2 separate regions of the Homo sapiens genome follow, and region 1 is linked to region 2. A link is a loop called in an ENCODE intact Hi-C map of the cell type or tissue named here. Cell type or tissue: breast epithelium. All regions are shown on one strand. Links, peaks and the distances in the headings refer to the core of each region. The heading gives the core; the rest is flanking DNA. Region 1 overlaps SDK2 (sidekick cell adhesion molecule 2). Region 2 has its middle 4.4 kb from the start of CPSF4L.

The links. Hi-C counts contacts between places; a loop is a spot of excess contacts. Peaks named below come from ENCODE experiments on the same cell type or tissue, not always from the same donor. Only the 100,000 strongest peaks of a DNase experiment are listed, where the experiment ranks them.
Region 1: it touches region 2 in a loop (12-fold over the local background); 5 of 110 quality-filtered maps call a loop at or near these places.

What each region holds. Positions count from the first base shown.
Region 1 is chr17:73,329,052-73,334,421 of GRCh38, reverse strand. It overlaps SDK2 (sidekick cell adhesion molecule 2), which reads left to right. Exons shown (of 45, transcript NM_001144952.2): 45 at 1-38. Among named protein-coding and RNA genes, the nearest start is that of CDC42EP4, 20 kb to the right of the region's middle. In breast epithelium, for the core only: no CTCF peak of the experiment used is centred there; a DNase peak (open chromatin) is centred at 851; H3K27ac peaks cover 470 bases.
Region 2 is chr17:73,263,611-73,268,980 of GRCh38, reverse strand. It overlaps a transcript of CPSF4L not described here. Among named protein-coding and RNA genes, the nearest start is that of CPSF4L, 4.4 kb to the right of the region's middle. In breast epithelium, for the core only: no CTCF peak of the experiment used is centred there; a DNase peak (open chromatin) is centred at 3,110; H3K27ac peaks cover 692 bases.

The DNA of each region.
Region 1 (5,370 bases), core at 301-5,300, 65 kb before region 2:
AACTGTCAGTATTTTATAAATAAACTTTTTTTTTTGGAGATTTGAAGCAACATTCTTTTCCTTCCTGTTACATGAATGGGGTCACCTGTCCCAGTATCATACCCAAGCAGTTCATTCCCCAGACAGCAATTTTTAGCCATGCTGTGCTTTTGCAGAGAAGAGTCAAGGGTCTGACTTATCTGCTCTCTTAATGCATAAGTGAGTGCCTTCCAGTGAAATGCACTATTTTATTTATTTTAAACTTTTAGAATAAGAACCTACTTGATGCAATGTGCAAATTATAGTGAATAATAATAATAGCAATAGCTAATATGTCTATGGCATTCACTCTGTGCCAGGCACAGTTCTAATCACTTTACGTTTATTAACTCATGGAATCTTTGCGACAGTCCCAAGGAGGAAACCTGGGACAGGGAGACTTTAAGTGGCTTGCCCTCGGGGAGTGGTGGAGCCAGGATTTGTACTAAAGCCTTCTGGCTCTCAAAACATAATGCTGCCTCTCTGATATTTTAAGGCAAGCTCCTTGTCCATTTTTATTTTAATTTCTACAGAGCTAGCACCCCACTTCCCAGTGATCTTAATGCCATGAGAAATGCTATGTTGTTTGGTGGATCTAACCCAGTTAATCTACCCAGGGTTAGAGTTAGGGCTTAGATTGCTGAATTTATGAGTACAGCGGTGTTGCATTATACCACATTTATCTCACATTACTTAAGTCATGTGGACTCAATAGACTCAAGAGAAACAGAGGGAAAATCTCTCTCTGTCTACTTTTTTTTTTTTTTTGAACCGGAGTTTCACTCTTGTTGCCCAGGCTGGAGTGCAATGGCGCAATCTCAGCTAACCGCAACCTCTGCCTCCAGGGTTTAAGCGATTCTCCTGCCTCAGCCTTCCCGAGTAGCTGGGATTACGGGCATGTGCCACCACGCCTGGCTAATTTTGTATTTTTAGTAGAGACGGGGTTTCTCCATGTTGGTCAGGCTGGTCTCGAACTCCCAACCTCAGGTGATCCACCCACCTCGGCCTCCCAAAGTGTTGGGATTACAGGCATAAGCCACCGCATCCGGCCTTTTTTTTTTTTTTTTTTTTTTTTTGAGACAGAGTCTTGCGCTGTCACCCAGGCTGGAGTGGTGTAGTGGCATGAGGCATGAACACAGCTCACTGCAGCCTCAACCTCCTGGGCTCAAGTGATCCTCCCACCTCAGCCTCCCAAGTAGCTGAGACCACAGGTTCATGCCACCACACCCAGCTAATTATTTATTTTTTGTAGAGATGAGGTCTCATCCTGTTGCCCGGGCTGGTCTCGAATGCCTGGGACCAAGAAATCCTCCCACCTCAGCCTTCCAAAATGCTGGGATTACAGGCATGAGCCACCATACCTGGTAGGGAAATCATTTTAATAGGACATGTAATGCCACTCAATGAGTACACTTATTTTGCACAGTGTACATTATTGCATAATGCACATCAGACATTCATACAGAGGCTGCTTAACTAACCAAACACAACTAAAGCAGGGAATTTCATATATATATTTTTTTCATATATATATATTTTGTTGTTTTTGTTGTTTTTTTTCTTGAGATGGAATCTTGGCCTGTGGCCCATGCTGGAGTACAGTGGTACAATCTCTGCTCTCTACAACCTTCTGCCTCCCTGGTTCAAGTGATTCTCCTGCCTTGGCCTCCCGAGAGCTGGGATTACAGGAGCCCACCACCACACCTGGTTAATTTTTTTTTTTTTTTTTTTTTTTTTTTTGAGACGGAGTCTCGCTCTGTCGCCCAGGCTGGAGTGCAGTGGCGGGATCTCGGCTCACTGCAAGCTCCGCCTCCCGGGTTCACACCATTCTCCTGCCTCAGCCTCCCAAGTAGCTGGGACTACAGGCGCCCGCCACTACGCCCGGCTAATTTTTTGTATTTTTAGTAGAGACGGGGTTTCACCGTTTTAGCCGGGATGGTCTCGATCTCCTGACCTCGTGATCCGCCCGCCTCGGCCTCCCAAAGTGCTGGGATTACAGGCGTGAGCCACCGCGCCCGGCCTAATTTTTATATTTTTAGTAGAGATGGGGTTTCACCATGTTGGCCAGGCTGCTCTCAAACTCCTGACCTCAAGCCATCCACCCACTTTGGCCTCCCAAAGTGCTGGGATTACAGGCATGCACCACTGCGCCCGGCCTCTAACCCACTCTTTTATTTATTTATTTATTTATTGCAACTTTCTGTTTCCAAAACATTGAACATAATTTTCAGAAAAATAGTTATTCTCCTTTTCTACTCTTATTTTATCTACTTACATCATATTTAATTAAATTATGTAATTACTATAAAAAGTACAACTGGCATAAACAAGTTCAGAAACAATGATAATTGACTCCTTGTAAACATACAACTCAATTCAGTAGGAGCAGACGTATGCTGGCCTGATAGAAAGCAGCCTACTACCTTCAGCATTCAGGCTACTGTGTACATCTCTTTGTTTTGCAAAAGGAATATAGGGTATCCATCAGTATGGCTAGTTCACTAAACGGGGGTCAGATGAGACTGCTTCTGGACATATCACGCACAAACCGTGTATACGGTACTTTATGACCGATTTTCAAGGGTAATTTTGACTACAGATAATTTTGATCTTATACATCATTTGGAATCCCACATTACACATAACCCCATGCCCGCTGCTCTGAGGATGTTTGGTTAAAAGATAATAACATAGCCGGGTGCAGGGGCTCACGCTTGTAATCCTAGTACTTTGGGAGGCCGAGGCAGGCGGATTGCCTGAGGCCAGGAGTTTGAGACCCGGGCAACATGGTGAAACTTCGTCTTTACTAAAATACAAAAAATTAGCTGGGCGTGGTTGTGGGCACCTGTTAATCCCAGTTACTCAGGAGGCTGAGGCTCAAGAATTGCTTGAACCCAGGAGGTGGAGGTTGCAGTGAGCCGAGATTGTGCCATTGCAGTCCAGCCTGGGCAACAAGAGGGAAACTCTAAGAAAGAAAAGAAAAAAAGAAGGAGAGGAGAGGAGAGGGGAGACGAGGGGAGCGGAGGGGAGGGGAGGGGGGAGGGGGGAAAGGAAGAGAAGGAAAGGAAGGAAAGGAAAGAAAATAACATGGAAGACATTCTGGACCTGGAGTCAGAAGAGTGGGTTCTGATTCTAGAATGGTCCCTTGCAAATGGAGAGACTTAAAGCATCTTTTCTCAGGGGAAGTGAGTGGCCCCTGATCTACCACCAATCAGGTTATTATAAAGATCAAATAAAATAATGGGACTTGGAGGAAAACGCTTTGAACACCAAAATGTGGCAGGCACAGAAGGCATTTCTGTTCTAGACCTGCCAGAAGGCTCACAGTGTCCCTTAATTCCTTTTTTCTTTTCCTTTTTGTTTTTTTAGACAAGGGTCTCTCTGTTGCCCAGGCTGGAAGGCAGTGGTACAATCTCAGCTCACTGCAGCCTCAACATCCTGGGCTCAAGTGATCCTCCCACCTCAGCCTCCTGAGTAGCTGGGACCAAAGGCACACGCCACTACACCCAGCTAATTTGTGTGTATGTGTGTATTTTTAGTAGAGATGAGCTTTCGCCATGTTGCCCAGACTCGTCTTGAACTGCTGGGCTCAAGGGATCCACCCACCTTGGCCTCCCAAAGTGCTAGGATTACAGGCATGAGCCACCGCACCTGGCCAGCGTTCGGTTCCTTAATTCCAATCTTCCTCTTCATTGATTTTGAATCCCAGACTGGCTCCTCCCTAATTGTGGCCAGTGAACTTTGGCCATCTACAGCTCTGTAACCGGTCAAATACAGTAGGGGGGAAGAAACAATGACTACACACACACACACACACACACACACACACACACACACACACACACACACACACACACAGTAAGGTAAATCTGCTAAGAAGATGGGTGGTGAAATGGCGCTTTCGAAAACCAAGGAGAAGCTGGGCGCAGTGGCTTATGCCTGTAATCTCAGTGCTTTGGGAGGCCGAGGTGAGTGGATCACCCAAGGTCAGGAGTTTGAGACCAGCCTGGCCAACATGGTGAAAACCTGTCTCTACTAAAAATACAAAAAAAGTTGGCTAGGCGCGGTGGCTCACTCCTGTAATCCCAGCACTTTGGGAGGGAGAGCTGAACCGACCTTTCCGAGTCTATCAGTCAAGCTGGAAAGCAATGGCGCACTCAACACAGGCCCATTTCAGGAGTTTCAGGAAGAGACCATTCACCAGATTGTGGGTAAGGACCCGGGGTAGTGAGAGCTGGGGTCATCACCACCCCAGGCCTGGCTGGCAAATGCAGGGAGAAGTCACTGGAACCTGCAGACAGAGATGGCTGGCAGGAGACAGAGACGCCCAACAGAGGCAGGGAGGGTGCTAGGGGATCCATAGCTCCCAACCTCGCTCTCCTACCGTCTTCCATTCTCCTGGGCTTTTTCTTTCTTTCCTTATTATTATTTTAATAATTTATTTTTTTTTTTACTTTCTTTTAAAATAGAGGGAAGTTCTTGCTATGTTGCCCAGGGTGGTCTCGAACTCCTGGGCTCAAGGTATCTTCCTGCCTCAGCCTCCCCAAAGTGTGAGCCACTGTGCCTACCACCATGTCTGGCTTTTTTTTTTTTCCCTGAGACGGGGTCTTGCTTTATCACCCAGGCTGGAGTGCAGTGGCATGATCATGGCTCACTGCAGCCTTGAACTCCTGAGCTCAAGCCATCCTCCTGCCTCAGCCTCCCAAATAGCTAGGACTATAGGCATGCATCACCATACCCAGCTAATTTTTTTTTTTTTTTTTTTTTTGGTACATAAGGGAACTCACCATGTTGCCCAGGCTGGTCCTGGGCTCAAGCAATCCTCCCGCCTCAGCCTCCCAACTGCCTGGGTTTCTTATGGTCCAAACCAAATGAGAATTTGGAAGACACTGAGATGCCATCCACACGGGGCAGCCTCCCAGTGGGGCGCACAGCAAGGTCAGGGGATAGGAGGGGCCAATGGGACCAGCAGGCCCACGGCAGTGCTTCCCTGTGCCTTCCGGTGCTGCTGTCCCCATGACCCCTTACCCTCTTTTACCCAGGGCCCATCATATGCACGTCTCATATACTCTTTTCTTAACGCCCATAAAGAGTGAGTGAAATTGGATCCAAAGAGGTTTGCTGAGCGCTTCTACCACAAAGGGTGGGATTTTCTAGTGTGTTGTAGAAGGTAAGAAGTCTTTGACGGGGGACTGGGCGCAGCGGCTCACGCCTACAGTCCTAGCACTTTGGGAAGCAGAGGAAGGCAGATCACCTGAGGTCGGGAGTTCAAGACCAGCCTGACCCACATGGAGAAACCTCGTCTCTACTAAAAATACAAAATTAGCCGGGCATGGTGGTGTGCGCCTATAG
Region 2 (5,370 bases), core at 122-5,121:
GTAAGTGAATGAGTGAGTGAGTGAGTGAATAGCTCCCCAGAGGAGGGAGGGTAAGAGCCAGACGTGGGAAGCCAGAGGACTGTGGTTAAGGAGGAGGAGACCAGAGTGTGACCCAAGCTGCCCCACCTGCCACCTCTGCCACTTCGGCTTTGCGGACAGGCCGGGCCTGCAGCTGTGGGTGACAGGCTCCTTTCTCACAGGTCATGGGGGGCAGGGGCTGAAGCCTGTGGAGTTTCCCTCTGAGCCCAGGGAGGCTTTGGGCAGCCTCTGCTCAGCCTGGAGAGGCTCTGGGCACAGAACCCCAGGCAGGGCGGAGGATGACCTGAAGACCAAGTGAAGAAACGTCGCGGCAACAGTGGACAGGGAATGCTATCTGCACACCCCTTTGAGCAGGGCTGACTCCCTAAGCCCAAAATGTCCTATTTCCTTGATATTTGGACCAAAAGTAGAATCTGCATCCTACCTACTCAGGAACAAGCAAAGGCTCAGTAGCTGTCTTGGGCCTCAGGGGTCTGGGTGGTCTTCCCAGCCCAGGGGAGGTGGAGCCGTCTCCCACGCTTAGCTTGGTAGGCTGGAAGGAGCTGGCTTTGGGGCCAAGCAGACCTGAGCTTGTGGTCTTTAGGAAGCACATCTAAGCCTTTAGCCTCAGCTTTTTTCAGTTGTAGAAGAGAAAGAATAATAGCTCTCTTTGCAAGGTTTTGTGGGAATTAGAGAGAATACAACGTAAACAGTGAACCTAAACCAATTAAGTCCTAGTAACTGGTAGCAAAGGTTGGATTCTAGGCCCCCATTCCCACATCTACTGGCTATATAAGCTTAGGCAGTGGTTTCACTTCTGGGCCTTGATTTCCTTACCTATAAAACGGGTAGAGCAGCTTGGAAGTTTACCTTGAGAATGGGAGGAGCCTTGAATGAGAAGTGTGGGTGGTTTATTAGTCCTGTGGCTATTTCCAAGCCCCAAGGGGAAGTAGATGTCTTTCCCTGGGTGCAGGTGTCAGAACTGACGGACTCCTAGAGACTGAGTTCCTGCACAATGACAGAGCAGGACCATCCTGGCTGCAGGGCCTCCCTGCCCTGCACTTCAAGTGGCCACTGTGAAGCCAACAGCTGTCCCCTCCAAGTGGCATTCTTGGGGCACAAAGGGCGGTGGAGAGAGCAGGGAACACTGGCTCATTGTCCCTGGGACTGAGCAGCAGCAGCGGCGGGTGAGGGGCACCCCTCCTGACCTCCAGCCCCTCCCAACCCCGTGGCTATTCGGCTGCCAGGCCATCACTGCCGGATCTTACAGTAGCCCCCAGCAGCACCTGAAGCATCATGGGACCCCTTCCCCCATGGCATCTTTTACCAGGGGCCCTTAGGAATAATGCATTTTAAGAAGGGATAGGTCCAAGCGCAGTGGCTCATGCCTTTAATCCCAGCACTTTGGGAGGCCGAGGTGGGCGGATCACTTGAGGTCAGGAGTTCGAGACCGGCCTGGCCAACATGGTGAAACCCTGTCTCTACTAAAAATAAAAAAAGTAGCCAGGCATGGTGGCAGGCGCCTGTAATCCCAGCTACTTAGGAGGCTGAAGCAGGAGAATCGCTTGAACCTGGGAGGCGGAGGTTGCAGTGAGCTGAGATTTCGCCACTGTACTCCAGCCTGGGGGACAGAGCAAGACTCTGTCTCAAAAATAAAACAACAACAACAAAAACCACTCCTGTGACAGGCAACCACGTGTACTTTCACTGATCCTCAGTCCTCCAGGGACATGGTGTGCATTGGTCCCATTTTACTAATGCAGAATCTGGGGTTCAGAGAGGCGATTAAATGCCTGACCCAGGATGTAGACTGGTAGCTGACAAAGGCTGGATTTGAACCCTGACCTGCCTGACGCCCCTGTCTGCACTGTCGCCATAAAGGCAGGGCGCTCCGTGGAGAGGAAGGCAGGTACTCCAGATAAAAGAAAGGTGGTCATGGCCACGATCTGTCCAGCAAAGCACTGGCTGCCGTTGATCCCAGGCCGGGGGCATGGGCATGAATGACCTTGCCAGGCCCTGCAGCCAGAGAATTCCAAAGCTCCCCCCACCTCCACCCCCGCTTTTCAGAGCAGAGCATTAATAAAGGGGAAGGAGCTGGATGATGACGATTCAGAAATTTGCAGCCCGAGCTAAATGAGAGCCTCATAATGATGGTGATTAAAAATTCACACTTCTGTTTGTACAGCGATTTGAGTGTCCACTTAGCACCATGAATCAATTAATAAACGGAAACACAAGGGCTAGGGATAAGCTCCAGGGCACAGAAGAGGGGGCTGTGAGGTTTCAGAGGGGACATCCCAGGGCTGGGGCACTGCTTTTTGTTGTTGTACGATGGGGACACTCGTTGGCTTCAAGAGCCATGAGGTGGGGCAGCTCCCCCGGCCTCAGCAAAGCTTAACAATCACTCAACTTCTCTGGGTGTCTGTTTGCTCATCTGTAAAAGGGGTGAGGTCGGCCAGGCACAGTGGCTCACACCTGTAAACTCAGCACTTTGGGAGGCCAAGGCGGGCAGATCACCTGCGGTCGGGAGTTCGAGACCAGCCTTATCATCATAGAGAAACCCCGTTTCTACTAAAAATACAAAATTAGCTAGTCGTGGTGGCGCATGCCTGTAATCCCAGCTGCTCGAGGGGCTGAGGCAGGAGAATCGTTTGAACCTGGGAGGCGGAGGTTGCGGTGAGCCAAGATCGCGCCATTGCACTCCAGCCTGGGCAACAAGAGCAAAACTCAGCCAAAAAAAAAAAAAAAAAAAAAAAGGTGGGATCTTCCCAAACCAAATTTCTTTCTTTCTTTCTGTTGGGACAGAGTCTTACTTTGTCACCCAGGCTGGAGTGCAGTGGTGCAATCATGGCTCACTATAGCCTTGACCTCCCGGGCTCGAGGGACCCTCTTGCTTCAGCCTCCTGAGTAGCAGCTGGGACTACAGGCATGCGCCACCATGATTAGCTAATTTTTAAATTTTTTGTAGAGATGGAATCTCACCATGTTGCCCAGACTGGTCTCGAACTCCTGGGCTCCAGTGATCTTCCTGCCTTGGCCTCCCAAAGGGTTAGGATTACAGGCATGAGCCACCGCGCCCAGCCTTGAATCTGAATGCCAAGTGAGAAGGTCTATTCATTTCCTAGAGCTGCTGTCACAAATTACCACAAAGGTGGCTGAATACAATAGGAATTCATTCTCTCACATTCTGGATGCTGGAAGCCTGAGGTCAAGATATAGGCAGGGTTGGTTCCTTCTGGAGGCTCTGAGGGAGAGTCTGTCCCACATCTCTCTCCTGGCTTCTGGTGCAGATGGCAATCTTTGGCCATCCACGGAAGCTGGGTCACCCCAGTCTCCACCTCTGTCTCCCCATGGCCTTCTCTGTGTCCCCTCTGTGCCTGTGTCTCAATTATCCCTCTCCTTTCTCTCATAATCACACCAGTTACTCGGTTTAGGAATCATCCTAATTCCAGGATGTCCCATCTTGAGATCCTTACCCGAATGACACCTGCAAAGACCCTGCTTCTAAAGAAGTTCATGTTCACAGGTACCAGGGGTTAAGACTTTGATTTTTTTTATTTTTTATTTTTATTATTTTTATTTTTATTTTTTTTTTTTGAGATGGAGTCTAGCTCTGTTGCTCAGGCTGGAGTGCAGTGGTGCAATCTTGGCTCTCTGCAACCTCCGCCTCCTGGGTTCAAGCGATTCTCCTGACTTAGCCTCCCAAGTAGATGGGACCACAGGTGCTTGCCACCATGCCCTGCTAATTTTTGTTTGTTTGTTTGTTTGTTTGTTTGTTTGTTTTTGAGACAGAGTTTCGCTCTTGTTGCCCAGGCTGGAGTGCAATGGCGCGATCTCGGCTCACCACAACCTTTACCTCCTGGGTTCCAGCGATTCTCCTGCCTCAGCCTCCCAAGTAGCTGGGATTACAGGTGTGCGCCACCACGCCTGGCTAATTTTGTATTTTTAGTAGAGACGGGGTTTCTCCATGTTGATCAGACTGGTCTCGAACTCCCAACCTCAGATGATCCGCCCACCTCGGCTTCCCGAAGTGCTGGGATTACAGGCGTGAGCCACCGCGCCCAGCCAATTTTTTGTATTTTTAATAGAGACGGGGTTTCACCATGTTGGCCAGGCTGCTCTTGAACTCCTGACCTCAGTTGATCCACCCACCTTGGACTCCCAAAGTGCTGGGATTACAGACGTGAGTGAGCCAACATGCCTGGCCTTTTTTTTTTTTTTCCTTTGAAGAAAGGGTCTTGCTCTGTCACCCAGGCTGGAGTGCAGTGGTGCAATCATGGCTTACTGCAGCCTCAACCTCCTGGACTCAAGCAATCCTCCTGCCTCAGCCTCCCAAGTAGCTGGAACTACAGACATGTGCCACCATGCCCACCTAATAATTTTTTAATTTTTTGTAGAGATGGGAGTCCTGCTTTGTTGCCCAGGCTGGTCTTGCACTCCTGGGCTCAGGTGATCCTCCTGCCTTGGCCTCTGAAAATGCTGGGATTACAGGCGTGAGCCACTGCACCTGGCCTAGACCTAGACTTTTTGGGTAGCCAGTTCAATTTACTGCAGAAGGTATTTTGAATAAGCAAAAACTATGAATGCAAGCCCCGTTGTTTGTGTGCCAAACTAATGATGAGCCACTGGGAGAAGGGATTTCATCCATGTGACACCCACCACACACCTCTGCTGGCCAGGCACCTAGAAGTGGGATGGGAAGCCCCTGGTGGAGGAGCAGAGAAGCTGGGGTGCTGGAGGGAGGAGTCTTAACCAGGAGTCTCCTTCATGTTCATCCCTCATCAATTAACTCTTGCAGGCCACCAGAGTAGCAGAAAGATCTCTGGGCTATATCCCCAGGGCTCTCATGATTTTAAAAAATCATCCCCAGGCTGGGCACGGTGGCTCATGCCTGTAATCCTAGCACTTTGGGAGGATGAGGCAGGCAGATCACCTGAGGTCAGGAGTTCGAGACCAGCCTGGCCAATATGGCGAAACCCTGTCTCTACTAAAAGTACAAAAATTAGCCAGGTGTGGTGGTGTGGGCCTGTAATCTCAGCTACTCAGGAGGCTGAGGCAGGAGAATTGCTTGAACCTGGGAGGCAGAGGTTGCAGTGAGCCGAGATCGCGCCACTGCACTCCAGCCTGGTCAATAGAGCAAGACTCAGTCTCAAAAAAAAAAAAAAAAAAAAAATTCATCCTCTAAGCAGCCCCTGTCCAGTCTTCCCCCGACCATCCCTCAGAGAGCCATGTACAGTTCTCAGAGCCCTGTGGTGGCTCTGCTGCCTTCACGATCACTTCCCCCCAAAGCTGGCCCCAGCAGGCCCCCCAGAGTTGGGTCCCTTCTCAGCTCTTAAGCCTCATTGCCCCCAT